Regions from separate parts of the Homo sapiens genome. Here all the other regions are linked to region 1. A link is a loop called in an ENCODE intact Hi-C map of the cell type or tissue named here. Cell type or tissue: GM12878. All regions are shown on one strand. Links, peaks and the distances in the headings refer to the core of each region. The heading gives the core; the rest is flanking DNA. Region 1 has its middle 62 kb from the start of AKAP11. Region 2 has its middle 25 kb from the start of TNFSF11. Region 3 has its middle 18 kb from the start of LINC02341.

Region 1 (10,347 bases), core at 3,855-7,854:
TCCAAAAGGTATAAGAATGTATAGTGACAAGTATCCCTCTCACCACTCTCTAGCCACCAAGTACCCCCACCACCCCCAGAGATAACCACTGTTACCAGTTTCTGTTCCATCAGCACTGTGCTATACAGGACCTTTCAAAACTTAGATTGGCTTTTGTAACTTGTAGTTGGATACAAATCTGAAAGTTTCAAAAAACAGGAAATGACCAAATCATTTAGTAAGGATAGTGGTTACTTCTAGGGGAGAAGGAGGTACAGGAGCCTCCCATGGTGCCAACAATATTCTGTTTTCTTGACTTTGGATTGTGGTTAAACTGCCCAGATAGATTCTAAGCAATTCTGTGTATATATTTCACATCATGCATGTGTATGCACATGCACACACATCTAAAAAAAATCTGCAAAACTGATCATCTTGAAGACAACCAGAGAGAACAAATGGGTTACCTGAAAAACAAAATTGATTCACAGTAGTGTGCTCAAAGATGATGATAGAAGCCAAAAGGAAATAATGTCTTCAAAGTGCTGATTTTAAAAAAGTCAGTCTAGAATTTCATATCCTTCAAAACTGTTTTTCAAGAGTGAATGTAAATTTAAAGTAATTTCTAATAGATTGAAAGAGTTTACAATGAACTGTGCTGAAAAAAACTACTGAAGGATATATTACTTTTGTAAGAAGGAAATTGAGCTTATAAGGAAATAGCACTGTTTAAAATAAGAATTAAAATAGAAAATGAAAGAGAAAGAGTGAGCACCTAAAATGTAATGCAGGTTCATATAATAATTCCTGTTTACTCTCTATGGCAAGCATTTCCTATCATTGAATCCAGTATCAACCCTGTCATTATTATTTCTGTTTTTCATGTGAGAAGCTGAGGCTCAGAGGGGTTAAGTTTCTTACCCAATGAGCATAGTGGTAATGAATGCCCAGGTCTGGCAGGCTCCAATGCCCAAGTTCTGTCCATTGCACTACAATCTATCACCAAATTTAGAAACAGAAATATAAAAAGATGACAAAATCACTTGTAATAACACATAGTGTATTAGTCTGTTCTAACACTGCTAATAAAGACATACCTGAGACTGGGTAATTTATAAAGGAAAGAGGTTTAATTGACTCACAGTTCAGCATGGCTGGGGAGGCCTCAGGAAACTTAAAATCTTGGTGGGAGGGGAAGCAAACATGTCCTTCTTCTCATGGTGGCATCAAGGAGAAGTGCAGAGCGAAGTGGAGGAAAAGCCCCTTACAAAACCATCAGATCTCGTGAGAACTCACTATCACGAGAACAGCATGAGGGTAACCACCCCCATGATTCAATGACCTCCCCCCAGGTCCCTCCCATGACACGTGGGGATTATGGGAACTAGAATTCAAGATGAGATTTAGGTGGGGACACAGCCAAACCATATCACATAGATAACAATTATTTATATAGTAGTATATTTCTTTCCCGTTTTTACTCCCACATACATATTTTAAACAAGTGAAATTTCCCTTATTTCATAAATATTTGTCAAAAACATTTTAAAACCCCCAAACTGACCTTTGGCCTTTTCAAGTTTGGCAATGATGAATCTGGCCATTGTCATGGCTGGAAATATCTTGGTTGGGGCTCTTTGTTCTGACTGTTACATAGTCGGATTCTCTTTGTCTTCTTATGTGGTATTGCTTTGAGCTTCAGACTGATACAGCTGACAATCTTTACAAAGTAAGGATTTTAAGTAGATAAATTTTGAGAAGGACAACATGTAAAAAGGATCTCTGGGTGCCTTCCAGAAACCAGGCACAAGTTTTTATTATCTCAGCTTAACTATATGGTTTTCTTCTTTCTTTGCCTTCATTCTTTTGCTGCCTGTCAGAGCTGACAGCAATAGAGGCCATTTCATGCATGGTTTCCATGTCTCACAAAACATGGTCTGAAGAAAAAATTACCGAAAGAACAAATGCCCTTTTCAAGCTCTTGGTCCCTTTTTTCAGTTATTGGGCGGTCTTTTCCCATTGCCCTCTGTCTTTAGAGTCCAGTATGTCTAAAATCAAGCTCTTCTTGCCCCAGCACCTATTCCAGGTATCCTACCTACATTATGCTGGCCATTCAGGTGTAACACCTTCCAATGATCTCTGAGTATTATCTACCTCTTCCTCTCCATCTCGCCTCCTCTCTCCAAGAGATGAGAGAAAGCGGGGTGATAACATGAGAGGAAGGAGAGATGGCAGGTGTCGGGGAGCAAACAGTCCTCCATCCAGGGGGGAAGGGAGAGAAAGTGAAATGTTAAAAGATGTTCGTAATGTGATGCAGTGTAACCCCACACTCCATAGCCATCAGAGAACTTTAGCAAGGAAGGATTTACCTTGCTTCTTGGTGATTTTGAATCAGATTTATATAGTTATAATCATTACTATTATTATTTATTTGATGCAGTAAGTTGAGTATTGCAAAAAGAAGATGACTCAGCAATGCCCAGATGATAGAGGTCACCAAGGGATGAGCCACATTTCATGATGAAATGGTTTGCAAGGTAAGTTAAGGAAAAGCACAATAAAGCAGCTCATTTACTGACTTCATCTGTACTCATATGGCAGAATGAGCCACTCTGACCAACCCACCCATGGGAAACAATTAAACATTTTGGATAAAATATAAAAAATATTCCTAAAAGCATTGTTGGGCTGGCATGAAGGCAGGATTTATGCAGGCCAAAAACCCAATGAAGGTAGAAATGTGCAACTGTAAGCAGGCAGTAAAACCAACTTTGGCTTTGAAGGCATTTGCTGAGCCCAGTGAACTTGAGCTTCAGGTTTGATTGACTGATGCGGCATGGGAGAGAGAAGCTGCATGTATTAGTCAGGTTCTCCAGAGAAACAGAGACAATAGGATATTTGTGTGTGTGTGTGTGTGTGTGTGTGTGTGTGTGTGTGTGTATCTTTGTCTATAGACATATATATATAGAGAGAGAGAGAGGGAGAGATTGACTTATTTAAGGAATTAGCTCATGCAATTGCAAAGACTGGCAAGTTCAAAATTGGCAGGGCAGGCAGGAAAGTTGGAGACCCAGAGAAGAGCTGATGTTGCAGCTTGAGTCTGAAGACAGTCTGGAGGCAGAATTTCATCTTCCTTGCAGGACCTCAGTCTGTTTTCCTTAAAGCCTTCAACTGATTGAATGAGGCCCACTCACATCATGGAGGGTCATCTACTTGCTGAAAGTATACTGATTTAAAAAATAATCTTTTTTTTTTTTTTTTTTTTTTGAGATAGAGTTTCCCTCTTGTCGTCCAGGCTGGAATGCAATGGCCTAATCTTGGGTCACTGCAACCTCCGCCTCCTGGGTTCAAGTGATTCTCCTGCCTCAGCGTCCCGAGTAGCTGGGATTACAGGTGCCCACCACCATGCCTTGCTAATTTTTATATTTTTAGTAGACACGGGGTTTCACCATGTTGGTCAGGCTGGTCTCGAACTCCTGACCTCAAGTGATCTGCCTGCCTTGACCTCCCAAAGTGCTGAGATTATAGGCGTGAGCCACTGCACCTGGCCCAAACTTTCAAAAATCAAAACTAAGATAATTGAAATAAAACACTCAACAATTGAGTTTACCAGCAGATTAGACATAGCTGAGAGAGAATTAGTGAATTAGAAAACCTTATCCAGAATGCGGCACAGAAAGACAAAAATGCGATATATGGAAAAAGTTTAAGTGACCTTGAGGGAAAGGAGATTTAACTCATGCCTAAAAAGTATAGAAGGAGAAGAAGGAGGGAATCGGGGCAGAATTAATATTTGAAAAGACGATGGCTGGAAAATTTCTGGAAATGAAAGATGATAATCCACAGATTCAAAAAAACCTAACAATTTCCAAGCAAAAACAGAATACATATTAAATTTCTTAGGGAGGGCTATACATGTATTTGTCTATTTTTCTGGACTATTCAAAAAACAAGCTAAAATTCTATGGTAAAAGGGTAGAAATAAATTGTATATAAAATTCAGGATAGTGATTTCCTGATAGTGACAGTGACCTTTAAAGGTGGGGGAAGAGAGGAGGATGTGACACAGGCTTCTAAGGTACTAGTAATATTCTGTTTATGAATTCTATGCCCCTGGATTTTTAATTTATGATCTTTCTTCAGATTGCACACATCCTCTATATACTATTTTAAATGTATATTGTATTTCATGGTGGAAAATTAATTTCAAATATATTATTCAACAAGATTTGATCAAAGAGGTTGTGGGTGTATTAACAAGGTGGCTTCTGGAATTTTTGCAAAAACAAGAGAGAAAACTTCGAAGAGAAATAATGTTTAGGCTAGGTGTGGTGGTTCACCTATAATCCCAGCACTTTGGGAGGCCGAGGTGGGTGGATCACTTTAGGCCAGGAGTTCAAGACCAGCCTGGTCAACATGGCAAAACCTCGTCTCTACTAAAAAAAAATACAAAAACTATCTGGGCTTGGTGGCGCATGCCTGTAGTTCCAGCTACTCGGGAGGCTGAGAGGCAAGAGAATCACTTGAACCTAGGAGGCAGAGGTTGCAGTGAGCCGAGATCCTGCCACTGCACTCCAGCCTGAGCAACAGAGCAAGACTCTGTTTCAAAAAAAAAAAAAAAAAAAAAGAAATAGTATGCAGGTTAATATGTTTAGGCACAAATGAAAGTAGTTTATTAAAAAGAAAAAAAAAAAAAAAAAGCCAGAAAACTTTTCTGTGTCCCGAAATGCCTCCTGAAAAGCACACATTACTTGGGTTTTCTTTTTCGCCTCTTAAAATTGGGGTGGGTTAGGGTGAGGGGAAGACTGCTCTCCACCGAGGAAGGCAGAGAGAAGCTGCTGCAGTTGCCTGTCTTATCTCTGCCTCGGTCTTGCACCCCACTACACCAGTCCCTATTCCCACGTCTGGACCCCCGCCCCGTCTCCTGACACAGAGGCTTGGCTATCCAAATCCCAACCCCGAGTCTGTAACTAGGAAGTGCCTGCTGTCCTGCCAAGGGACTGGATTGGAGGAGGAGAGTGCAGGGGTGGGATGAGGGAAGAGATGGAGGAGGGGGCTTTAAGCCAGAGTTTCTAGCAGGAGCAAATACCGGCACAGGGAAGGACACCATTGGCCAGGGTATGCAGAGGAAGGCAAAGCTGCTGAATGGCCACTGTGGTCCTCAGCCATGAGTAGGGACGTCTGATGGCCTCAGAAGCTGCCTTGTGATTGAGCGTGAAGGGACAGGATCTGAGGTGCTGGAGCTCGGGGTAGGCTAAGATGGCCATCTTGGCAGTTTGCCCTAGACAGTGGTGCCTATGCACCTCTCAGCCAGGCTGGGCTGGTCTTAGCGTCACAGGGCTGAGTGGCAGCCATTGAGTTCGCTACTGTCCCGAAAACAGCCCTGCAGTCTCTCCCGTGGGGTTCACTACAGGGCGGTGCTTGCCACCAATCCAGGGGTACATAGAATTTTATCACAGTGAGAAGGAGGCTTTGGGCAGAGACCACAGAAGTCCAGCGGCATTGATGACCAACTCTGCTTTCTTAAAGCTGCAGTGTTACTTGGAGCCTCAAGGTGGTACAGCAACACAGTCTATGGTTTAAAAAAGCCTGAATTACACTTTGTGAAAAGCTTCCTTGGGCACAATTAGCTTGACGATTTGAACTGTTTCTCAGTCGCTTCCCTTCCTTGTTTCAAATAGCCTGGCTTCTAATCTGGCCTGACCTTTGAGGTCCTTTCTTGCTGGCTCATCCACCTCCATCCCCACTCGGAATCGGGAGGGTTTTCTTAGTTCTTTGGTTACTGAAAAGGAAATCCTTTTCTGCCCAGGTTCCCTCCTCAGATTCAGGCCAGAACTGCTCCCCTGTGGTCATGGGGCCTGTCTTCATAGGCGCCACCTGGACCTGTGCCAGGCAGACAGCAGAGGTGAGTTCCAGGGGGTTCCTCTGAGGTCACACCTGCTTAGGTGCATGGAGGCTCAGGTGAGCAGACTGCAGACTGCCACCACCAGCGTCCCTTCTCTGTTTAAGCCACCTGCTTCCTTATTTCACTGATTCCCACTGGCCTCCCCTTCATATACATCCTCACTATCGTTTTTGGAATTTTCTATTAACATTTCATGATATCCATGCTGTTTAGAATTCGCTTCTATTCTAAACATACTCTAAATTTTACTCCAAATTTACTCTCTACTCAAATGTCACCTTATCCATATGGTATTCCCTGACCACCTGTGAACAGCAGCAACCTTCCATCACTAGTGAGCCCCTTATGTTGCTTTATGTTCCTTCTTAGCCCTTTCACCACCTGGCATAAGTATATATTTGTTATCTCTTCACCCCCAAGGGCAGAAGGCCCCCAGTTTTGTTCTCTTCTGCATCTCCAGCCCTGGAACAGCGTTTGCATGTGGTGGGCACTCAGCAAATGCTGGTTGAATGGATGGATGGATGGATGAATGAATGAGTGGCTAGGGAGAATTTCACCCCTTCCCAACAGGTCAAAAGCATTGTTCTGACAGTTTGTAGTCTAGGGTCTGGCTTTGGCTGAGCCACTAGTTACTTGTAAGACTTTGAGCAAGTCACTTGGCCTCCCCAATGGCCTATTTTTGAATCTGCACAATGAGTGGACTGGACTGCATTGTCTGCGGTTCCTTCCTGCCCCAACAGTTTTTGGTTTTATGATTATCCTCCAAAAGGGGCTAAAGCCATAAGCCAGGTGACAGACAATATGCATTATTGGCATGACACTTGCAAGTAATAAGCTAGCATCAAAAGATGCATTGATATATGTAAATAAACATACTTACTTCACAATCTTTAAGTCTTTAAAAATTATGTCCTTAAGAAAGTCTCAAATGTATTGGCCTTATGTTTCTATTTTGATCTCTGGCTCCATGTGTTAATGACTCTGATATTTTTCTGACAAATAAAAGGTTTTAAAAATTGCTATTGCTTATTTGGGTTCTTCCTAGGTTATTTCTTCTCATTAGTAACATTTCTGGGGAAAGATGTCATGCTCTTAGTGTGCATCCAACATGAAAAAATATTTCAAAATAAAACAATAGTAATTTTTTAAAAACCCTCTTACCTTTGAAAAGAACCATCGCCTTATGCCATAATCTTCCTCTTGCTATTTGGCTGTGGTTATTTTTTAGGATTGGTATATGTCTGGCATCTAGAAGACATTAAAATATTTTTAATGAAGAGTCAGTGTCATGTGGGAGGAAAAAATTCGTATCCTGGGATATGGGTGGAACTTCATGAAAGTGATTGTGTCTTTCTTATCCAAGGGAAGAAGTTTTTGTTCTTTCTGAATGAACTTGAGGGAAAAAGGCAATCAATGTTTTTCCAGTGTAACCTGATAGATTCTCCAAGTCCTCAAGTTCAAATATTTATTCTTTTGTCTTTGTAATGAAAACAAAACCAAACTTGTAGTAGGCATACTCATGATCTCCCAAATATGTCCAGGTCCCTATCCCTGGAAACTGCGAATGTGTTACTTTACATGGCAAAAGGGACTTTGCTGATGGGATAAAAGGAGGGATCTTGAGATGGGGAGATTATCATGGATTATTCAGGTGGATCCAATCTAATCTCCTTAAACTGAGAAACATTTCCCAGCTATGGTCAGAGGACAACACGATCAGAGGGAGCGTCTGAGATGCATCCTTGCCGGCTTTGAAGAGGGAGGAAGGGGGTCAAGGGCCAATGAGTACAGGTAGCTTCTAGAAGCTGGAAAAGGCAGGACATAGATTCTTCCTCAGAGCCTCCAGAAGGAAAGATAATCCTGATGAGACTTTTATTTTAGCCCAGTGAGACCTATGTCAGACGGAACTCCAGAACTGTATGATAATAAAATGTGTATGGTAAGGCACTAAGTTTGTGGAATTTGTTACAGCAGCAATAGCAATACATTACCTTCTTATTTGAACAGAGGCTTTCAGCTCCGCAGTGTAAAAGAAAAGAAGCCAGGCTAGGGTCTAGAGTTGTGCCCTTCAGTTTGGTAGCTGCTGGTCACATGTGGCTACTGGAGCCCTTGAAATGAGTGCTGAGATGTGCCGAAGTGTAGAATAGATGTCGATTTCACAAAGATTGAGTGTGAAAAAGAAAATATCTCCTAATTTAATAATTTATTCGTGTCTATTACATGTTGAAATGCCATTACTTTGGATATGCTGGTTTAAGTGAAATATACTATTAACATTTATTTCACATATTTTTTGAACTTTTGTTTTTAATGTGACTACTAGAAAATTTAAATCATTTGTGGTCCACGTTATACTTCTATTGGACAGGGCTGTTCTAGAGAATCCCTAAATATAGGAGGTGGTCATTTCAACAGTAGACAGGTCTCCAACCAAGTGGTGAGTGATGAAAAAGTCCAGGCACAGAATTCCAGGAGGAGAGGTCAGGCTTTCTTACGTCTTCCTGTATTGGACCATAAGAGAAGGTGTTGTATGGGTCTTTATGTCCTCAGGGCCTGGCACATACTCAGAAATTGTTTGCAGAGCATCCATTTGATGTTGCTGACCCTAGAAAGTTCTTTGACAAGGCACCAAAGGGTGGAAAATTAGTCTTGAAACAATTGCCCTGAAGGAACTTGAAACTGTGGTCTAACAGAAAACAGGATGCAACAACTGGGTCTTTTCCCGTTTGACCAGTATTTGTTGCCCCACCTTACACCTCATGGACACGGGCATTTACCATTTCCAGGAAAGAAAGATCTCAAAAAGAATTACAAACCAAAAGGCAGCCTTGGGTATCAGAGCCCAAATACCAAGAAGCATTCATGTAATGATTTCAGTTTGGCCTCTTTCTTATCTCGGTGCCAATTTCTCAGCAATGCAGAGAAAAATGACTTGAGCTCAGAATTAGGAGATGAACTTTCCATTTGAAATGTGCGTTCTCCTCTGACTTGCTCCATGAACAAGTTAGCTTCCCTGCAGTCCCCTTCATCATGCCTGCTAAGAGGCAAGTGTTTACATTTATCAGGACTGAGCGCTACGAGGTGAGGATTAATTAGTGACTCTACTTAGAATTATTTTTAAAATATCAAGAATAATTTGCTTCCATAACAAATTATCCTGGCTTGGGATTCTGGGACAGGATTTGGGATTCTGATCAGTTGCTTCCCTAACAGCCTGACACTGACATTTGCAGAATCTGTTGTGGTTTAACAGGTATTATAAGTTCAAATATCATATTTCAGAGTGTCTGCTATGGTTACAGGTAACTAAAGGTTACAGTTTTCCCCCCATATGATGTCATTTGCTTAACTCAAATGAACTTTGTGCCATTAAAAATGGGGAAACACAATTTATTTCAATGCCATTTGAGTCTGTTTTGAGGTATTGCGGACGGAAATATCCTGGTTACTGGGTTTGGATGATTCATGCAGTAGAGCAGTCTGAGGAATAAACTTTATCTTGTCCTCATCTTTATTTTTGTTTTCTATATGGAAACTAATCATTTGAGGTTGGCAACATGGATTTGGGCTAAATTTCTTCAATGAATTTTTTTCTACGTTTCCCTACTTCAGACCAAAAATCTCCAACCCTAGGCTGTTTTCCAAAAGCAAACCTGCTCATGAGCTCTCTGACAGAGTGCTAGCCTGTCGGAAATTACAGTAAGTCTCCTTCTGAGGTTGGTTAGGCTGAGAATTCATTGTATTTTGGTTAAAAACAGAGTGTTACAATTTGATCCTGGGAGCAAGAAAGAATTAGTAATGAAAACATTGTTGGTGGAGACTGTTGCCTGGTACACAGGCTGAACTCATTTGTCTGGCCCCCGGTACGGGTGGCCCATGTGAAAATACACACATACACACACACACACACACAGACACACACCACCCATCTGTTACGTTTTTCCTGATGCTTCAGGAAAGTCTGCAAATTAAGACAAATGATATTATCTGGGAGTAACTGATCATCTTTTCACTATGAAAATGTCATATTCATAGGAAATGAATAACACACCTGCCAAAAATCAGGTCGCCTAAATGAAGGGATCAAGGGATTGAATACCCATGGAGAAAATAAGACAGACACAATCCAACTGTTCTATACTAGTTGACAGCAACCTATTCTAATGATATGGTTAAGATTTATAATGGCCATATAGGTTTACCTTCTCCAACCAAACTATTTAAATAATTCCACAAGTCTCCTATTTAATATTGAAGACCATCTCCTTAGCTAAAATTATTATGCTTTAATTGACCATATATAAATATCGGAGGGTTTTGGAGAGTACCATTAGACCATGCACAACCAAGCACAGTTGGATTGAGCCTTGAAGATGTGCATGGTTCCTCCCGCCCGTGCTCTTCCTGGTGAATGAGTAGCTTTTTTCCCTGCACTAATCTGTTCAGTTTGAGGGCTGCTGGAA
Region 2 (10,347 bases), core at 3,028-7,027, 210 kb after region 1:
CCCAGGCTGTCTTTAAGACACCTTCTTAAAGGGATTGCTTCTTAAGGGATTGCTATTATTTCCATTGTTCATAGCTGGAGAAGAAAGAACGTAAAGTCTGAGTTTCCTTGAGTGATACAGTGAGTCTATTCAATCCTTTCTCTGTTTCAAAATATTTTTGCTACTTTTTTTGACCTTAAGTGGCACACATCTGTCTAACATTGTTGGAAAGTTCTGTTAGGGACAAAATTGTGCTACTGAAAACATTGTAGTCTAGACTAGTGTAACATAGAGGAGTGATCAGTTCCCAATTTGTATGAACAAATTAAATTTCTCTTTTGAACTTCCATGACACTGGAAGCCTTAGTTCTGTTGGAAGAATTTTCCTGGCACTTGGAGATGGAAGTTTATCCATCTTTGTTTTTTCTTCTCCACTAATGTATAGTAGACATCAACAAAGGAATATGTTATAAACACTTTCTTAAGAAAGGGAGATGTCCATTAAGCACTGATTGGATGCCCTGCTCTTTAAGATGTGAGGAACTGAAAATGCATGGTCCACTTTTTGCAGCTCAAATGTGGTGACAAAGCTAAGAAGTTAGGTAAGGACAGTATATTGCACAATAAAAAGACTGGCTTCTGATTCTCCTCCGAGGTTCAGGGCCTCAACAATTGCCTGCCACTCAGGCTTCTTATATTTGCCACTCCCTGCTTCTATCTCTTTTCTAATTCCCAGGCTATGTCATGGTTCTAAAGCTACAAAATCACATCACAAAACACACATACACAAGCAATTCCGTGGCTACTCATGATCTAATGGAACCACTCCACTGATTTTTTGAGTCTGAATCACTTGCTGCTAATTTGCAGTCTGACTTCAATTAGAACACTAACCTTGTTGTCCTTTTTTTTTTTTTTTTTACATTTGCCACTAGAAGATGTTCTTACTCATGCCACGATATAGGTCTAGGAGATTTAGGGAGATGTAAAGAAGAAGAAACGAGTCATGTTTTCTATTCCCAGAGGAAATTCAAATGCACTTAGAGTTGCTCCCATATTTCATTGAATCTGCATCACTATTGTTTGTTAATTTCAGAATTACTTTATACTCCATGAAAAAAACAACATGCAGCCAATTAAACTATGACACAATGCTGCTTCTTTCTTTGAAAAAAAAATGAGATTCTACAAGACATATTGTTGAATTTATTTTTATTTTTTAGAAATGGGAGTCTCATTATGTTGCCCAGGCTGGCTTCAAACTCCTGGCTCGAGGGATTCTTCTCACTTACAGGCATGGTGGTACATGGGACCACAGGCATGAGTCACCATGCCAGGCCACAATGCTGCTTCTCACAATAATTTTAATACATATTTTTATTTCAGAGATGTTAAAATGTGAAAAAAACTCAACAAAACATACATGTTCATTTCACCTATTGTTAGAGCCAGTAATATGGGCATTCCCAGTGAAAGCTACATTTCATGCTTTATAAAGTAGGCATTGTCAATGATATGAACTAGTATTTCAGAAACATTCTGTTTTATCACAATTATCATGTGAATTCTGAAAGAACTGAAAGCTTGGACCTTCTGACGGCTGTTTTCCTGAGTGTGGATGGACACGGTCTAATGCTCAGCATTTCACTTACATTACAGTTTTATTCTGCTTCCATGAGCCCATTTATTTGTTTTAAATCCAACATTCTTTCTATGAGAATTTCTTTTAAAATAATAGCCACTCTTTGGTGCCGTCCACAAATAACCAGCCTTGCACACTTGCTGCTGACTCGGCACTGCCAGTTAAACAGCCTGTTTCCCAGGGCTGTCGGGGTTCCTTCCGTCCCGCTTGAGGGATGCTAGGGCTGAGTGAGCCAGGACGTTGCAACCCTAACTGGCTTTGGAGGTACAAGCTTGTCAGTCAGGCTGCTGTCAGTCTCTGTTTAAAGGTGCAGTGAGGTTGATATTTTCCAAGGGAAAAATAGAAAAGTGTGGCTTGCTTCCTTCTTTTGTTTTATAATAGGAAACTTTGCTTGGTGAAGAATAGTTACATTCAAAACTGTGAGAGGTGGGTTAAGAGCCACTGTGATCGCTTTCGTCAGGAATGGTGACAGAATTTTGATGGTTTGCTTACTTGTCAATCAGCCTGGCTTTTGCCTGGGAGCAAGGCATAGGAGCTGTCAGGACAGAGGGGCGGGATGGAGAATGCTCTACATTCCTCTGTCAATTTGTGTAACAGTAGCTATTATTTGCTGCAGGCTTACTGTGTGCCAAGCACTGTTCTAAGCAATTCACAAGCTTGAGCCACTTATTTCTAATAACACATACAATAGGTGGGTAATAGTACTAGCCCATCTCACCAATAAGGAAACTGAGTGTTATGTGTTGCATTGTATCTCCTTAAAACTCATATGTTGGAGTCCTAACCCCTAGCACCTAAAGATATGACTATATTTGAAGATAGGGTTTTTACAGAGACAATCAAGTTAAAATGGGGTCATTAGGGTAGGCCCTAATCCAATAAACTGGTGTCCTTATAAGAAGAGAAAATTTGGACACAGACAGGCATGCAGGGAGAATTAACATTAAGATGGTCATCTATAAGCCAAGAAGAGAGGCCTGGAACTGTTCTTTGTCTCACAGCCCTCAGATGAAACTTCCCTGCTGACAGGGGGCTTTCTTCTAGCGTCTGGACTAACTTGGAAGGAACTCTCAGACTTGTAGCTTCCAGAACTGTGAGACAATAAATTTATGTTGTTTAAGCCACCTAGGTTGTAGCACTTTTTTATAGCAGCCTAAGTAAACTAATCTACTAAAGTTATGAACTGACACAAAAACCTAGGTGTCTGAGTCTGGAGCCTGTGCTCAATTTGACACCCCTCTCTGCAGTCCTTACTGAGTTGGAATGATCTCTCTGCCTAGGCTTCATGCTCCATGAAAATGGATGAGTCCATCTATGTGGGGTGCGTGGTTCCTATACATTTTCAATGTCGCACGGTAACCGGTTGTCTACCATGTTACATTGTTGGTGAAATATCAGTTATATTATTATTCCCCAGGGATTGACCCTGTACATTTGTCCTACGATCTGAAGACCCACACTGGGTCAGCACCAGAAACAGACTTCAGGGATGCTATTGTTCAGGTCAGCCTCTGGATCTGATGATTAGGGTCACTATGACCTATGACTAGGGTGCACTTTTTAAGGCATTTAAAGTCTCCTTAAATTATATCCCTGATCATGTCATTCAATGCTCAAAGACTTGGATGCCCATCCACCTCCTTGACATGCAGAATAAAGTTGTTAGTCCTTTATCCAGCATTTGAGACCTTACACAGCATTGGCTAGGCCTTCGTTTTCAGTCTTTGCTAGAATATACACACCTTTTCTCCCCACATGTGCAAAAGGGGAGGCATGCACACACTCAGACCCATTCTGGGCTCACAGTAGTGCTGGCCTACCCCTGTTAGTCCAAGATTCACCATGTATTTCTCACACCTCGCCTCTGGCTCTAGGTATTTTCTTCAACTTAAACTTCTTCCTTTTCCCTTTTTCACCTAAAGACATTCTACTCACTTGCACAGTCCCGTTCAAACCTCACAATCCCCAGACATTTCTCCCATCTCTTCATTTATTTCCCCTCTAACTCAAAGTCTCAGGACTTGTTTCCCAGCCAGACTTCCAATGCAGACAGTTATGACTCTTAGCCCGATGGGCTCTTGGAAGGCTCAGCCTTTGTCTTTTCAATTTTTGTGTCCTGCACAGTATTTAGCATGGCCTTCTTCATACAGTGGATACTCCATAAACTGTTGTTGGACTTAACGCAGTATGTAGGTCACCCCAATGCAGGCTTCCAGGCAGTCTCCAGAAAGTTCACCAGCCTTCAGAGATGAAAAGTGGAGACTGGGAGCCTCACCCTTCACTTTCATTTCAAGCAGAGCCAGCTCATAAAGACAGAATCACTCTTTCTCATGTTTTTCCTGGAAGACAAAGTGTGGGCATATGATCACCAAGTGTGCTTTGTGGTCTCAATTTCACTGTCTACTAGCTTATAAGGTTTTATTTTATTTCTAGACTTAACTACTTTGAACTCCAGGAGGAATATTACAGCATGCCCTGGCAATAACTCCTTTACCTTCAGTCAGGTAACAAAATGACAGCTCAGATAGCATGGTGGCCCCAAACAGAAACAACATTCGAGATCAAACTGGAAACTTCATATGGTCAAAGTTTACTGACTTTCTCTAGATTGCTTTCTTCATAAGAAATGTGAAGGTAGCGCCAAAGCAATATACTTCCCAGCTTATGGGCCTCACTGAGCCTCAGTGTCCAGTTTAAAACTGCTCTTGATCCTTGTGTCTTGATCTTGGTAACAACAACTTCATTAGCAGCATGATCCAAATCCTATGTCCCTTTGCCATGGGATAATTCATTTTGAATTTGATAGAAATTATTCAGCCCTTTTAGCAGGGTGTAATTGTTTAGTGTTAACCTCGAGTCATTTGCCTGGGAACAAATCCTGGCTCCAGTACTTACTAGATCTTAGGGATCCTATATATGACTTAACTTTCTGGACTTCAGTTTCATTATCCATAAAATGGGAGTATTTATTTATTTTAAATAAAGGACTGGTGTCTAAAACTATTATGATTAATTAATTAGTCAATACATGTAAAATGCATTGACTAGGACCCTGAACATAGTAATTGTTGGATTTGTTAGATGTTATTATTTTAAAGTGATCTCTTCACTCAAAAAAGGAAATGGCAGAGAATTCTATTGGCTTTGTTGTGAACTCTACCTCTAATTCCTTTCCCTCTGCTTCCTTTCTTTTTCTTTTCAGAACATGTTGGAAATTATAAGCAAACTTGTAAGTGATGTATGTATATTTAGTTTCATAGACAACCTCAGTGTTACTTTCTGGCATTCTTCCAAAGTATCTTACAAGTTATCAATCTTGCCAGGACAGAGTGTGTTTTCTGACCACTTCCCCTTTGCAATTAAGGACTGTGACCACTCGCTTACGCACAGACTGAGACCAGCAGCCTTAACCCCAAAGGAGGTCAGAAACTCCCAGCTCTCCCCGCCAAGGGGGCTAGCTGAGAACCCGATACTGTGTGTTTCAAGGCTGTGGCTAAGGCTGTGACCATAGGAACTGGGAACACCCACCAACACCCTGTTTCCCCCAGCCCCACTTCCTTCGCTTCAATGCCATTAAGCATGGTTGCAGCGCCTTTGTGAATGTTTTGAGTAGAGTTAGGTTTCTGGTGTTTATTGTTGAATTGCTAAAGATTTGGAGAGAAGACAAACAGACAAACAGACATACAATGAAGCAGATGACAAACACCCCTGGACAGACTAGCACTATGAGCAGACACGCTCAGGACGACCCAGGGTCCTGCGGAGAGGTCCGGGAAGGTCTGGGCTCTCATCAGAGCCCCAGGATTTGGTCAGTTGCTCTGCAAATAAAACCTGCCTTAGACATCCAGCAAAGAGGCTTTATTTGCATAGGAGATTTGCCAGTCTGGCCTCCAAGATAGTAGGTCACAGTGAGGGTGGTGGTGAGTTTTCCTGTTTACTGTCTACCTTTGTGGACACATTGAATGTGGGGGCTGAAAGGGGTCAGCAAGGGCTGTCTCCTCTCCTGTTTTCAGATTTGGTGTCTCAGTGAAATCCAGTGCTTTGCCTCTTTGATTGTGCTCTGTCTCAGTGCTTCTCAATAGCATGTGATGTGCAGAGAAGTAAAAGAAATGAACAAAGATTTCTCTTCTGAAGGTGTGGGAGGGCATGGGAGTGGGGCTGGTTGGGCTGATGATGGAAAGGTCAGATTGCATTGTGTCGTCCACAGGCTTTCCAGCTGGGCAGGAAGGCTTCCCCCTCTGACTGCATCATGGCACTTCTTGTACATACTCACTTACCCACAGAAACTAAACTCCGCATGGATAGAGGCTGTGCCTATGCGGTTGGCTATTGCACACCCAGCATCACCACAGTGCCTGGCACTATCAGACTCTTCGTGCCTATTTGTTGAAATGTCTACAAATAGACTAAATACATATCAGTTGGGATGGCCTTGATTTAAAATATATTAAGCCCCATTGCCTTTGTATCTACATTTGTGTTTGCCAGAACAATCATGCTGGCTTGGGGTTTTATCAATATGGTCGTTGCATCTGTTTTCCCTTTTCTATGGTGGAAGCAGGGATAGTGGTCCTTCAAGAGCTGGGAAGAATATACATTTGAGAACAGCATGTCCAGGCAGCCTGTGATTTCCTGGGAAAATGGACTCCAAATGCTCTTCCATCCTATTTGTGGAGTCTTGTCATATGCAGGCTTCTCCATCCAGGATTGATTGTAATTCCTTGAGATCCTGGAATCCCATCTCTCCTTGGGGAGAAGTTAAAAGTTTAAAGAAACTGAAGTTACTGGATCTGGTGAGGAGGAAGTTGAATGGCCCACTTTAAGATGATAAAAGGTTACATTTTTTTGAAGATTGTGTTGGCTGCAAGACTATAAATTATAGCTTAACATAGGAATCAAGAGCCTTACAGTTTTACCTTTTCATCTAGTAATTCTTCTAGGAATATAGCCTAAGGATAACATATGGAAATCAGTGAAAGATCCATACCCAGTAAAATTCATCGCATTGTTACTTATGCGAGCCAAAAGTGGGAAACAAGTTTAATGTCCAACAATGGGCAATGGCTGAGAAAATTATGGGGTGCAGCTATTAAAGTGGGAAGTAGGACATTTTGTTGTGGCTCTTTTGATACCATGGATGTTTTCTGTCCCTAAAGAACAAACCACTGAATTTCTAAGTCAAAAAAAAAAAAAGTGATATGTTTAATTCTTGCCGTCTCTGGAACCCTAATTCTTTCTATTTTTGACTCTAACCCTCAGGAGCTTTGGGGATTGGGTGGGTTTTAGAGATAGGATGAGGCCATCTACGATTCTCATAATTTGGGATTTAGAATAAAAAGTTTAGTGATTTATTCTTAGTGCCACCAAATAACTGTGGGTGTTAAAAGAAACATGACAACCAAAAACAGAATCAAACTTCTACTTAGGAAGATTCTATTTATTGATGATAAAACGTATTTATTGATGATATTGAGATAACTTATTGAGAAATACTTATGAGATAACTTATTGAGAAATACTTATAACATCAAATAAAAGCAAGATACACATGTGCATACATTTATATACATATATACAGATATCATATACTCAATTATTAACATTGATTTTCACCAGTAAATGATTATGAATAACTATTACTTTCTTCTTAATATTTTTATATTTTTTATAGATACACATTGATTTCATATTAAAGTAATATTTTATATTAAATTAAACTTACATTAAATATAACATTATATTAAATTAAAATTATAAAAACATTTAAGATTATAGCGTGATGGAGTTTGGTTAACCATAAAGAAAAACTTATTGATGGAAAATCAAAAAGTATTTAATACTGTACTTGAAATGAGCTCCTCAGGTAAAATATGTGGCTGCTTCCTCCTTGAGAGTTATGGGGAAAGAAAGCCAATTTCTCTCCCTGAAAGTTTAATGAATGTGAGGGCTGGGCAACCCTGGACCACAGGACACCTCTTGTGTTCTAAACCCCTGTTGAATGATGGTGACACAGGAAGGACGGTTTAGTGCTGCAGCCAGAAATGGGTCACTGTCTTGCTGGGCCATGTTTTTCTTTTCTTTTCTTTTCTTTTTCTTTTTTTGACAAATGCTTTGCAAGTGAGGAGGCTCAAACACCTGTCCCAGGGTATTTATAATAATGCCCTCGCTTACTAAGTTTCCTGTTTTTCACCTTCCTTAATAAGTTCCCTCCTTGTTATCACCTTCCTCCATTCAGGTCCCCTTTCAGTATAACCCCCATTACAGATGGTGGAAACCTGAGTGGTGGGGTTGATTTACTTCTCCCACTGTTTCCTATATGTTGTATTGTACTGGTGTATGAGTCATGCTGATGAAGTAAATGATAGTTTTAGTTAACAAAACCAGAAGCAGCCTAAGCTTTCTTGCCTTGTGCTTGGCTCTGACCCTTGCTCTTGACCCGTGAGGTCCAATTTTCTCAGGGATATAGATCCAGACCAGGGTAGGCATCAGAACAGGGCAGAAGAGTCCCCTGTGGTCTTCGGTAGCCTTTGGGGTTCTCCAAACATGGCTAACTGTCTAATAGAATGGCTATAATATGGCCATCCTGAATGGTTAAAGGAATCAACTACTTGTGATGGGCAATAAAGACATCTCATCTTTCAAGTAAAATGAAAGGCAATATACCTTTCATTTCATCAATACATTTGATTATTTGGGGGCAGTACACAGAAGAAAATATTTTATGGAGCAGGTACTTTGTTCCCAGAGAGCCTGACAAACTACTACTGGGACAAGAAGAATCTGATAAGAGTTACTGTTCATGGCAGCCTGGGTTTTCCTAGGGCCAACCTTGAAAGAATTGACTTGGACTTGGGGAACCCTTCAGAGCTTCCCTGGCCTCCCTGGGGAAAGACTGGATCCTGGAGCTGTTTCCTGGGAAGACTAATTTATTCTGGGAAATGGGAGAGGAGAAAGAACAGGGAGAGGGCTATCAAGTAAATTGACACAACTTATTTGTTACATTTAGGACAAAAGAGTCCAGGAAGGAAAAATAGCTCCAACCTAGGTCAGAGAAGTTCCCTGTGTTCCTCCCGGCTGTTTATTCAAGACAGTAAAAGAGGATCCCAAGAAAAGAAGTCGTATCCCTACTAAGAAGTCTGTGGCTTTACAGAGATGGGATGAGAAAAAGTCTGTATTTGTTTGCTAGGGCTGCTATAACAAAGTACCAGGGACTGGGTGGCTTAAACAGCAGAAACTTATGTTCTCACAGTCTTGGAGACCACAAGTCAAAAGTCAAGGTGTTTGCAGAGTTGACTTATTCCTAAAGCCATGGGGAAAATGATCTGTTCCAGGGGCTCCTCTTGACTTGTGAATGGCTGTCATTTCCCTGTGTCTTCATATTGTCTTCCCTCTGTATGTGGCTGTATTCAGATTTTCTCTTTGTATCAGGACAGTCATCAGATTAGATCCCAACCTAACTACCTAATTTTAACTTAAATACCTCTATAATGACCCTGTCACCAAATATGGTCACATTCTGGGGTACTGAGGGCAAGGACTTCAACATAGGAGGGTTTTTTGTGGGGTCTAGGGGGAAGAGGTGCAAAATTCAGCCCATTGACAAAGCCCATTTATTTCAGCCTATGGTAAACTCTGACATAGGAGTATCTCCTAATCTTTAGTGCCTGTAGGTCTGAGGTCCTCAATCCTTTTCACCAGTAGGACAGCAGTGGTAAAATTCAGCCAGCAAACATTGCATGCAAGACTTCACTTTTATAGCAAGTACTGAATGAACCATGTACTCAATGCCAGCCTAGCTGGACCTGCTGTCCTTCTAAATGGAGCAATTGCAGAAAAAGCAAAGTTCTATGGTGAATCCAAACAGTCTGAAACCATGAAGCTGGGCAGTCTGGCTGTGTGGTGCAGCCCATTCATTATGGTGTGTCCTGATCATGTTTATTTGTCTAAACTCTTCTTGGTGTTGCCAAACTGCCCTCCTTGGACATTAAACAACAGAAGAGTGAGAAGCCATGCAGTTGTAGTCATCTGTGGCTGCAGGTCTATGGTGAGGAGGCCCAGCCAGACTAATAGGGAGATCTGGGACACAGGGAGCCATGCTGTGTCTCACCGGGATGGGGCCCTACAAGCCCCAGGTTCCATGGGGCACAGTTTTGGTGTGACTGGTGGGGTCCCTAGAGCCAACGGCCATCTCCTTTATCATCAGCCAAAAGTTGTTCAGGTTAAACTGATGGACTGGGGGGAGGGAGATGGGTGATGAGGAGAGGGAAACGCTCTCAAGTCCTTTCCTAAATGCCTTTTTCCTGCCCCAGACTGTGGTAAAATAGAGCAGAGACCAGCTGGCCAGCCTTGTTTGTTTAAGTTGTTGACTAATCTCTGAGTTCATGTGCTGAGCTGGTTCATGAAGTTCTTGAACTTTTATTATCCTTGGACTTCTGACACAATGAGAATGAAATAAGAAACTGCTACTATATTTAAAAGCAGCCTATAAGATTGAGTGACTTAAATGTTTGACTTTGAATCCAAAGATTCAAGGAATTAAAAAAATTGTATAATATTCACTGAGAGCTACTCTGTGCCAGGCACTTATTTGAAATATAATGTTTTAAATGCAAAATGCTAATAAGCAAATGTAAATAAGAGATTCTAGAAAGTGGATATAGATTTGCGCTCTCCATTGTGGCAGCCACATTTCAGGTGTCCATAGCCACACATGGCTAATGGCTGCC
Region 3 (10,347 bases), core at 2,168-6,167, 71 kb after region 1:
AATGAGAAAGAATCATTTCACACATCCTGGTAAAATAAATATTCTTTGTCAGAACAGCAGGTGATTAGATCTTCATTTTGATATATGCTGCAGTGTCTTCAGAAATGAACTAGTAAGACCCAATTTCAAAGAGAATGCAAATTTGCAGCTCAGGAATATGTTGAGGAGATTAGAAGCCTGTGTAAAATAGTGTAGAGGTGAATCCACTCAAGGCACATGGTCTTGCATCAGTGAATCCCATTAGGGCAGATTCAAGTCTGGGCACGTAGACTAAGGGTGCCTGATTGAATACTCATTTCTACTACTTGTGGTACCATTATTAGCTGTGACTTTTGTTGAAGCATTAATATGCTCGAGCCATCTCCCAGGTGGAGTCATGGCTTGATTCCTATAAATGATTAATCTTGGGGAAGAAACGCTTGATTCAAAAATTAATTTGAGTAAACTTGCTAGTTTACAGAGTAACTTATATAAGTGGGACATCAGTTGTTATCTGATGTGAATAAGAATTAACATAAAGTGCTTTGCCTGGAAAGCTTTTCTCCTGCCTTTCTCAGTAGAGCGTTCCTTTCTGGGAGGAGAGGCAGAACAGTGTCTGACTGAGAGCATAGCACCTGGAGCCAGGTGTCTTCTGCTTTGATACCAACTTTGCCACTTGTCAGCAGCATGGCTTTGGGCGAAGTACTTCATCACTCTTTACTTTGGCTTCCTAATCTGTAAAGTGGGGATGTTGATAATAAGACCTAACCTGGAGGATCGTTATGGGGCAAAACATATTCTTACTTTTATGGACAAGAAGACCCAGGCTCAGAAAGTCAAGTGTCTTCCAAGTTCACGGAGCTGGTGAGTGGATGGGTCTGGTTTCAAACTTTAGGCTGTCAGCCCCACATCTGTGCCATTCTTCACTAGCACTGCCTCCCAAACTGGCCCATCATGAGAGTCACCTGGAGGTGCCTGTTAAAACCACAGATTCCTGTGAACCAGGAATGTGAGATATTAACAAAGTCCCAGGTGGTAAGATCTGGTGGTGGTGTACCAGAGCTCTCCAGCCCCTGAGCTTTCTTAGCTGGATGTGTGGATTTGTGTGCAGAGGTGTTTTGTTCCCCCTTTCCCATTCATGTGTTTCCAACTTCCCCCTTAACCAACCTTTTCGTTCCCCACAACTTTTCCTGTGTTGTCCACTGTGCCTTTGAGAGTGCTGATTACTTAAATCATCTCTCTCTCAGATTTTCCAGGCCCTCCATGTGTCTCATCACTTTGTTCAAGCTGCCTGACAACCCAGCCTTCGCCTTTAAATGTCCTTGTATCTTCCTTCCAGCTGACCTTTTGTTCTTCTTTCATTGCTATTTTACCTCCCACTTTTCCTTCCCTTTGGGTTTCTCAGAACCCTTGAGATGACCGCAGATGGCATTTTGTATGCCACATTGTAATGAAAACTGTAGTATAAATTATTTTCAGAGTACAGTATGGCATAATAAAGTCTATTATTTATATTAAGTGTATATAATTTTAGTGAAGAGAAAATAATGACTGCTATATATTTGACTGAAAGTGATTATATTTTAATCTAAAAGCCAAAGTGAGTGCAGTGAGCCCTGCTAATAGCCAGCCATGCCTGTGTAATTTGTAGAGAGTCACCTCTTTGACATGCTGTTTCAAGACCTGTATTGTCTTCTTTCGGCAATGCTTGGATTTGGAACATGGAGTCATAGCTGCAAATCCTAATTTCCTGCAAGGCCAAATGATGGTTCAAGAAACAATATTCCATGGAGTAACCTTGATTTCTGCAATTGTGTAGGTCAGAGTCAAATGCACTCATCTGATGTGATGACAAATTAGTTCAAGGGCTTTGGCCCACAAGCTGCCACTCAAGGAGTCAAGCATGAATTTGAGGCACAAATGGGCAGTTGTGTATGCTATTGCGGTCTGAATAAATAGCATTCAGAAGCACTAAATTGATTGCATACCCAGGAAAGGAGAAATAATTGGGCGAATGAAGTTTGTAGCTGGTTATTTACACACCAATGTGGATTTTTCAGTTGAGAGGCACATAATTATTACAGGTCCAGTGGAGGAGTTCTTGGAGAATAGGAATTACACATATTCATGAATAATTACGTCAGTCTCTTATATATTCCATTATCATTACACATTTCTTGCATTTATTATACTTCTCAAGGTATGTGTGAGCAAAGCTTGTAACACAAAGTACTTTCCTCAGGGATCTATAATGTTTTGGTATTTTGAGAATTTATTAATTCAATATTTTTATGGGCCCTAGGCATTGTAAGGAAAAATTCAGTTCAAAATGGTTTTGTTAGAATGACTGAGGAGGTGTAGTTCAAAGATTGAGGTTAAGTCCCAGTAACTGTGTGACCTTGAGCAACTAAGTCACTTTAGCTGTGTAAGCACCATTTTCATCACCTACAAAATGGAATGCTGCCTATCTCATTGGGTTGTTGAGATAATGATATATCATTGCATCCAAGATTGCCTGGTGAACTTAAAAGCCCAGTTGCACTAGATTATCATTGTTTTACGTTTGGTGGAAAGGGACAGCCAGTTGTTTAACATTGCTTGATTCCCGTTGACTGTACCTGCACTGGGCTACCTCTGCTAAGGGTGTCTGTTGGGACTTGGGAAATTTTGATGTGACTGAATTGTGAGATGATATTATCACATGTTGAGAACAGAGAACAACCCAGTCTTTACCACTTGGTGGGGACTGATGCCCATGATGGTGCTGGCTAGTTAGAATGTCAAAGCTAGAGTGGTCTCCTGGGGCTTCAACCACCTAGCAGATAGCTCGTAGTCTAGTGTTTCCCAAATGGTTTTGCAAAGAATTCCAGTCCTTTGGAAGCAGAATTTTATGGCTCAACAAGTTTGGTAAATGCTGTATGTGCTGGCTCCCTCTTAGAGCTAGCATTATAAATGTGTATGTGTGATATAAGTTGTGCTTTCTGAAATATAGAAACTAGCCCCATCTGGCTATTTAACTACAAACTAATTAATAAAATAAAAAATTCAATTTCTCCATTACACTAGCTACATTTCAAATGCTTAATAGCCATATGTGGCTCATGGCTGCCATATTGGAAAGTACATACATAGAACATTTCCATCATTGCAGAAAGTTATGTTGGACAGTGCAGAAAAGGCTCTGAGACCTCTTGCAGCAAAATTACTTATTTAACTTTGTTCATTTCTCAAGCCTTTTAGTACCCAGCAGAGTTGCCATTCTGTAAGACACTGTTTAGAAAATATAGTTTGGCATCCTTGGAGAGATGATTTTTTCTGCCTGAGTATGGTGTTCTAGGAATCTGCTCTGCAGCTCCTGTATCTTTGCAGCTTTTCAAATCCTGCTTCTGTTATGACCACAGTCATATTTATTTGTGTTCTTGTCCATGATGAAAGAGAATTATTTTGCTATTATAAGACATATCCCCCGATGCTTCATATCTCTGTTAAATCTTCCAATAGCCAGTGTTCCCTCGGTTATAGACACAGAACTTCAGGGTTGGGAGAAATCTTAGAAAGCATATAGTTCAATTTTTTTTATTCTTATTTTTGAGACAGGGTCTCACTCTGTTGCTCAGGCTGGAATGCAGTGGCATGATCACGGCTCACTGCAGCCTTGACCTCCTGGGCTCAAGTGATCCTCCCTCCCCAGCCTCCCAAGTAGCTGGACCACAAGTATGCATCACCACATCCAGCTAACTATTTTTTAAAAAAATTTTTATAGAGACAAAGTCTCACTGTTTTATCCAGGCTTGCCTCGAACTGCTGGGCTCAAGCGATCCTCCCACCTCAGCTTCCCTATGTGATGGGATTACAGGTGTGAGCCACTGCACCTGGCCTAGTTCAATCTTATTTTACTTATGATACAACTGAAGCCCAGAAAGATTATATGACTTTCCCAAGGTCACTCAGTTAATAGGACAGTTCATACTCCAGATACCTATTTCTTATTAATGCTGTTGGTTCCTCTCTTCACAATATGAAAAAAAGCAATTATTAATGGACTAGGATTGTGTCAATGGTTATATGAGTTTTATCTCTAGTTAGAAATCTTGCCTATCTTTGTGAGAGTAGGCTCTGAATAAATGTACTCTGTATTTCTTAGCCTAATATGTATTTGCATGTTCTGACTCCATAGAACCCATCAGTGAATACATCACTCTTCACTCAATTCCTTCCCACTGCTTTGTGAGAAAGTCTTTGATGATTTTCTGCAAACAGCCAATAGTATCTTCTTGAGTTTTCATCTACTTTTGTACCCACTTAGTGCTCCTTTGATTAGAGATTCTAACTACAGTATCTGCTTTTCACTTTTTGGGACATGGAATATAAAAGTGGGTGGAAATTGCAATCTGCATAATGGAAGAAAAATTGCACTCCTACTAGTTTATAGAAAGGTTGACATTTGCTGTGAAGCGTTCAGTTCCCGGGTTCTGGTCAGATATGCATTTCTGTGCTCACCACTGTGGAGAGGAAGGTACCACATGGGGGTGTCACGTAGGTTGTAAAAGGAAGACGGTTGTCTGTCAGGGTAGTGTCCCAAGAGAAACTGCCCTATTACGGCTGTGATCTGGAATGAATATACTTCTGGCACCTTTACTAGGATGTCAGTGGGAAAGTCCCATTAGTCATCTTTGCCAGATGGGGGCTTCCGGACACCTCCGCATGGCTGTACATGTCTGTATTAATAAAAACACTGAAGCCACATGGGTTTTGGCCACACGTCTCATCCTGTCGACCCTCTGGCCCTGCAAGGATTACAAAGAGGGAAATAAGTCATGGAGCCTGATCTTTGAATGGTTTTACTTTTGAAATGTGGGAGATGTTATGTTCACTATTTCTCTTGGGATAAACCTCCAGAGAATTTGGAGCTTTAAGGGCAGAGCCCACTTTAGGCTACCCTGGGAGCTCTGAAAGAGGTGCCTTTCCAGGTGATTCTGATAAGCTCTGATGTTTGAGAATCACTGCTTTGAAGAAATCACTCATTTTCTCAGGATGTCATCAGCCCAATAAACAGTGATACAACTTAATTGACATCAAAAAGAATGATACCATTATCTTTGTTTTGACTTCACTGAATTCAAATTTTGCTCTTCTTCATACAGAAGCTGGTATGAACATCCTGGTTAATGACCGCATACTATAGAAGAAGCCCGTTTTGTTTTTCTGCTGCCTGCTTGTGGTGTCACTTTCTGTTCTATTACATGTAACCAGAGTCAGAGGAAATTCTGGCTCAAGATAGAACCCAGAGAGTAAAGTCCCCTGAACTTTTTCTTCCACTGGGTACTCCGCCGGCGATGAATGATCAGGTATTAGGGCAAGCCCTAAAATGCATGCCCAGGACCAGACCCCTTGCTCTGTTCTCTCCTGCTCCGTGGAGGTGATGTGGCTGTTAGTGGAGTTTGTTGTTACGGGTGGACTTGGTCAGTAGGAGCTGCTATGGTTTGAATATGTCCCCTAAAGTTCATGAGTTAAAAATTGAATTGCTGGCCAGGTGCAGTGGCTCATCCCTGTAATCCCAGCACTTTGGGAGGCTGAGGTGGGTGGATCACCTGAGGTCAGGAGTTCGAGACCAGCCTGGCCAACATGGTGAAACCCCATCTCTACTGAAAATACAAAAAATTAGCCAGGCGTGGTGGCAGACACCTGTAATCCCAGCTACTCGGGAGGCTGAGGCATGAGAATCGCCTGAACCCTGGAGGCAGAGGTTGCAGTGAGCTGAGATCATGCCACTGCACTCCAGCCTGGGCAACAAGAGTGAAACTCCGTCTCAAGAAAAAAAAAAAATTGAATTGCCGTTTTAACAGTATTAAGAGGTGGAGCCTTTAAAAGGTGATGAGGTCATGAAGGCTGTGTCCTCGTTACTGGATTAATGCTGCTATCTGGGTTAATTATCTCGGGAGTGGGCTCCTGATAAAAAGTTAAGTTTAGCCTCCACTATCTCTGTCTGTCTCTTCTGCTCTTACCATATGATGCCCTTCCGTCAGTCATGGCATAGCAGAAGGTCCTCACCAGATGCATCCCCTCAATGTTGGACTTTCAGTCTCCAGAACTGTGGCCAAATAAATCTCTTTTCTTTGTAAATTACCCAACCTGTGGTATTCTGTTATAGCCACAGAAAATGGACTAAGAAAAGAGCCTATCTGATTGCCTGGATCCAGAGCTTTATCTGCAGTGGATGTAATCCTCTTCTAAGAGGGGAAGCTCCGTATAGAGAAAACAGCCCCAGGAAAAGAGCCAGGAGACCAGAGTCCTGCCTCTGACTCTCCAGTCAGCCAACTGGTGGTCCTGGACATGTGTGTTCAAGTCTCTAGGCCTCTCTTTCTTAACCTGTAAAATGAAGTTGGTGGTAGCGGTGCAAGTTAAACTGGATTTACTAAATCCAGTGGCCTCTTTGTCATTTTATTTATATATCAGCTATAACATTTAATATTGTTGATCATTTTCTCCTTAAAATATTCACCTTTTTGGCTTTTGGGTCACCATTTTCATGTTGGTTCAACAAATGTTATTGGATTAGGCATTGTCTTAGGGAGTGAGAATACATGTAAGACAGTTTTTGTCTTTGAGGTGCCCACAAGATATGTAAACATCATCTAACAATTTTTTTCTCTCTCTGCTCCTTCCTTCAAATCTCTATTTACTTCTTTAATTTTTGTTTTTGTTCTATAACTAACTGTCTTCAACTTCTCTGTATATCCTCCTTGGAAGATGGTACTCATCACCCTGGTTTCAACTACCATTTAGATGTTGTGGATTAAAAACTATTTCTCTTTAACCATGATTCACCCTCACTCACCCTTGAGTTATGAAGTTTTATTTATATCTGCATCCCAGTCATTTTTACCTGGGAATCCCTCTGGGATGTCCCATTCAAAAAACCATAAACCAAACCCATTTTACCTTATCCACTGCTTTCCTTCTGCTATTAAAACCCACTCCTCCTGAGTTTCCAATCCAGGGCATTGCCATCCATTAAGTCACTCAAATTAGAAACCTCAGAGTCATGTACCTCTTCCCTTTCTCTGCATCTAGTTGGGCACACAACTTTTAGAATCCACCTCTGATGGATTCTGATTGGCCTTTGTCCCCTTATTCCTATTACTCCCATTACTGCCCTAGTAGAGGCCCAGGTGAGTGCTCATTGGGATATCATCAATTTTAAAATGTCCTTCACATCCCACACTTTATCATCTGCAAAGCCAGGAAGCATCTTACAGGCAGCAGTCATGAGGGGGACACCATGGTCTGTGCGTGTGCATCCAGACTTGCAGAATAGGCATCAGGCACTTGGAAGAAAATCCCAGAAACAACAGTGGAGCTTTATAAAAACACAGAATGCTCCCTCCATTCACATTCTAGATAGCTTTTGAGTGGACAGTGCTTCAGAAGAGTCAGATTCTGAATAGAAAATAAATGTTAGAAATACCTTGACCAAATTATTTTGCTTATATTTTCCCATTTATGTATGTGCAAGGGTGATATATGATAAAAATCTGACAGTATAAGTATAAAGGATCCCTTTTAGTAAGTATAAAATACAAATTCCAAGTGATAAGAAACATTAGGTTATTGTTTAATTGGCAGACGTGTTCTTTCTAGAGGTGAATATAATAGTGGTGTGACATCATCAATGTCATCTTAGGCTTGAAAAAATACAGATAAAATGCAAAAATCTCTGATCAATCAATACTTTCATTACTCTTTTCAGCCCCTCCCACCTTCAGTGTCTTCTCTTCTGATCCGTTTTTCACGTTGCCATTGGCACACCCAGATCTGATTATATAATTCCAATACTTAGAAATATTCTGTATGGCAGAGGTGCATCAGAGTCACCTGGAGGGCTTGTGAAAACATAGATGACTGTGCTTTAGCCCCAGCCCCAGAGTTTCTGATTCCATAGGCCCAGGCTAGGGCTGGGCCATTTGCATTTCTAATAGGCTGCCAGGTGACACTGATGCTGCTGACTGCTCAGCGGCCACACTTGGAGAATCACTGCCCTTTGGTATAAAGTTCACACTCCTTTATGGCATTCAAGGCTCTTTCCCAAGGATCCTTGCTATACATCTGCAGCATCATTTTTCAGTGTTCTCACACACTTTATTCTCCATCATGCTTGGAATTCTCCATTCAGACCATGGAGGGTACTTCTTGATCTGTGATTTTTTTTATACACTGCCTGATAGCTCTTAAAAATTATTCGACTTTTAAGATACAGTCCAATAAACAAATTCTTCAGCAGAAAATATTTCTTTCAGCAGAAAATATTTCTTTTACTTATCTTTCCCAAAGAGGTAAATTTCAGGATGTTTATCTATTAAGATCAACTTCTAAGATAGCTAAGCTTACTGCTCAGGCTTTTCCAGTAATTAGAAAGATATTCTTTGGGGACCATCAGGTCACAAAGTTTGATGGGGTTTTCCAATTTTCTGGATTATCAATTTGGCAATCATCCCTACACTAAACACAGAATTTATTATGAGTCAATGGAGTCATTATTATGACAATTTTAAATATTTATAAGATGTTGTAAATATATATAGTACTGAAAAGCACTTTAAACTGCACCAAGCCAACAAAATCCTCCCTATTTCAATGTATTTATAGTTCAGGCTCATAAATAATATAACAAGATAAGAACTGTGGGAAGTGGGAGCATAGGCAGAGTGGGAATACAGGAGGGTGATGTTAAGGTGTGCTGTGAAGCAGACAAACCCTGAATTATGGCCTGCATTATGTCATGGCTTTTCCAGATGTGTGGTCTTTGACAATGGACCTACATTTGAAGTCAAATAAGGGTTTAAGCTGTATGTTTTTAGGGGGAGTTGCCACTTTGTTGATTTGTTTAAGTCATGGACTATTTCCTGAGTAGGAGTCTTTACCAGTTTTATATATTGTGCATGTATGTTCATGTACATACATACACAGACACATCTAGACTCACACACACCTAGAGCCACACACACACCCAGACACACACACACACACACGAATTCTTAATCCATAACAACTTCAGAAATGCAGAGTTAGTGGATGTAAGTATTGTCCTCTGGTCTGCTCAAGTTTCATGAATACAATTTTCATCCTTTCATTTATTCATTGAATGAACGCTGGAGTACATAGTGTATGCAAACCTTATGTTGACCCTTAACATGCAACAAATAATAAGTTTACACAATAATAAATGAATAAACAAATGCCTTTATAGAACTCAGAATACAACAGGAACAACTTAGAATACAATTATTATACCTGTCTACATTTCCAGCATTTCCAGAACCCTTTCCATGTGCCAGGCTCATGCTAGAATTTCCACACATTTTATCAGTTGACACAACTATGTAAAGTTGAGTACAATTATTATTCCTGAGGATATGGATTCCTAGGGAGGCTAAGAACCTCATCCAATATTACATAGCTTAACAGTTGTAGAGCCAAGATTTAAAGCGAGCATAACCTTATGCTATGTAGTTTCTAGTCTACAGTGCTGAAGTCTCATCAGGGAGATAGATTAATAAGAAATTACAATGCTGTGTGATAAATGCTATGGTAGGGAAATGCACAGGGTTGTGGGAATACATAACAGGGGGCAAGAAAATTTTTTCAAAGAAAATATGGTCTAGCAGCTGGCCAGAACTGGGGGAAGGGCATCTACAAAGGTCTGGAGGTTTGAGAGAGGTCTGCAATATAGGAGACTGGGGGAAGGTCAGAAAAGTTGGAGCAAGAAAGTCCCCTCAGCTAACATCAGCCATTCCTTGTGTGATGTCAGTTGCCAGCTGTGTCAGTCAGCGTTCTCCAGAGAAACAGAACCAATATGGTGTATACACAGATATATAACAGGAGGTTTATTATGGGAATCAGCTCATGGGATTATGGAGCTCAAGAAGTCCCATGATCTGCCATCTGCTAGCCGGAGAACCAGGAAAGCTGTGATGTAATTCAGTCCAAGCCCGAAGGCTTAAGAAACTCAGGGGGCTGCTGGTGTAAGTCATGGAGTCTGAAGTCCTGAGTGCTTGTAGTTCTGATGACCAGAAGAAGATAGAGATAGGAGAAGCCTCTTCTTCTCCACAGGAGAAGGAGAGAATTTTGCCCCTCCTTTGCCTTTTTAGAGGATGCCTGCCTACCTCGGTAAGGGTGATCTTCTTCACTTAGTTTACCAATTCAAATACGTATCTCCTTCAGAAATACCCTCATAGACACACCCAGAAATATTTTACCAGCTGTTTGGACATTCGTTAGCTCAGTCAAGTTGACCAATAGAACTAATTAACACACCAACCATACACTGGTGACTCCCAGTCTATATCTCTTGTAGTTTGCTCATAACCT

The links. Peaks named below come from ENCODE experiments on the same cell type or tissue, not always from the same donor. Only the 100,000 strongest peaks of a DNase experiment are listed, where the experiment ranks them.
Region 2: a loop joins it to region 1, with 6 times the contacts of the local background. A loop is called at or near these places in 1 of 110 quality-filtered maps.
Region 3: a loop joins it to region 1, with 4 times the contacts of the local background. A loop is called at or near these places in 2 of 110 quality-filtered maps.

The regions. Positions count from the first base shown.
Region 1 is chr13:42,328,718-42,339,064 of GRCh38, forward strand. No RefSeq gene overlaps it. Among named protein-coding and RNA genes, the nearest start is that of AKAP11, 62 kb to the left of the region's middle. RefSeq lists an enhancer at 5,554-5,623. In GM12878, for the core only: a CTCF peak has its summit at 5,535; a DNase peak (open chromatin) is centred at 5,754; H3K27ac peaks cover 727 bases.
Region 2 is chr13:42,543,874-42,554,220 of GRCh38, forward strand. No RefSeq gene overlaps it. Among named protein-coding and RNA genes, the nearest start is that of TNFSF11, 25 kb to the right of the region's middle. RefSeq lists an enhancer at 5,478-5,527. In GM12878, for the core only: no CTCF peak of the experiment used is centred there; DNase peaks (open chromatin) are centred at 5,028 and 5,538; H3K4me3 peaks cover 1,078 bases; H3K27ac peaks cover 2,283 bases.
Region 3 is chr13:42,401,313-42,411,659 of GRCh38, forward strand. No RefSeq gene overlaps it. Among named protein-coding and RNA genes, the nearest start is that of LINC02341, 18 kb to the right of the region's middle. RefSeq lists enhancers at 4,274-5,473, 4,567-4,976. In GM12878, for the core only: a CTCF peak has its summit at 4,504; DNase peaks (open chromatin) are centred at 4,619 and 5,199; H3K4me3 peaks cover 1,089 bases; H3K27ac peaks cover 3,588 bases.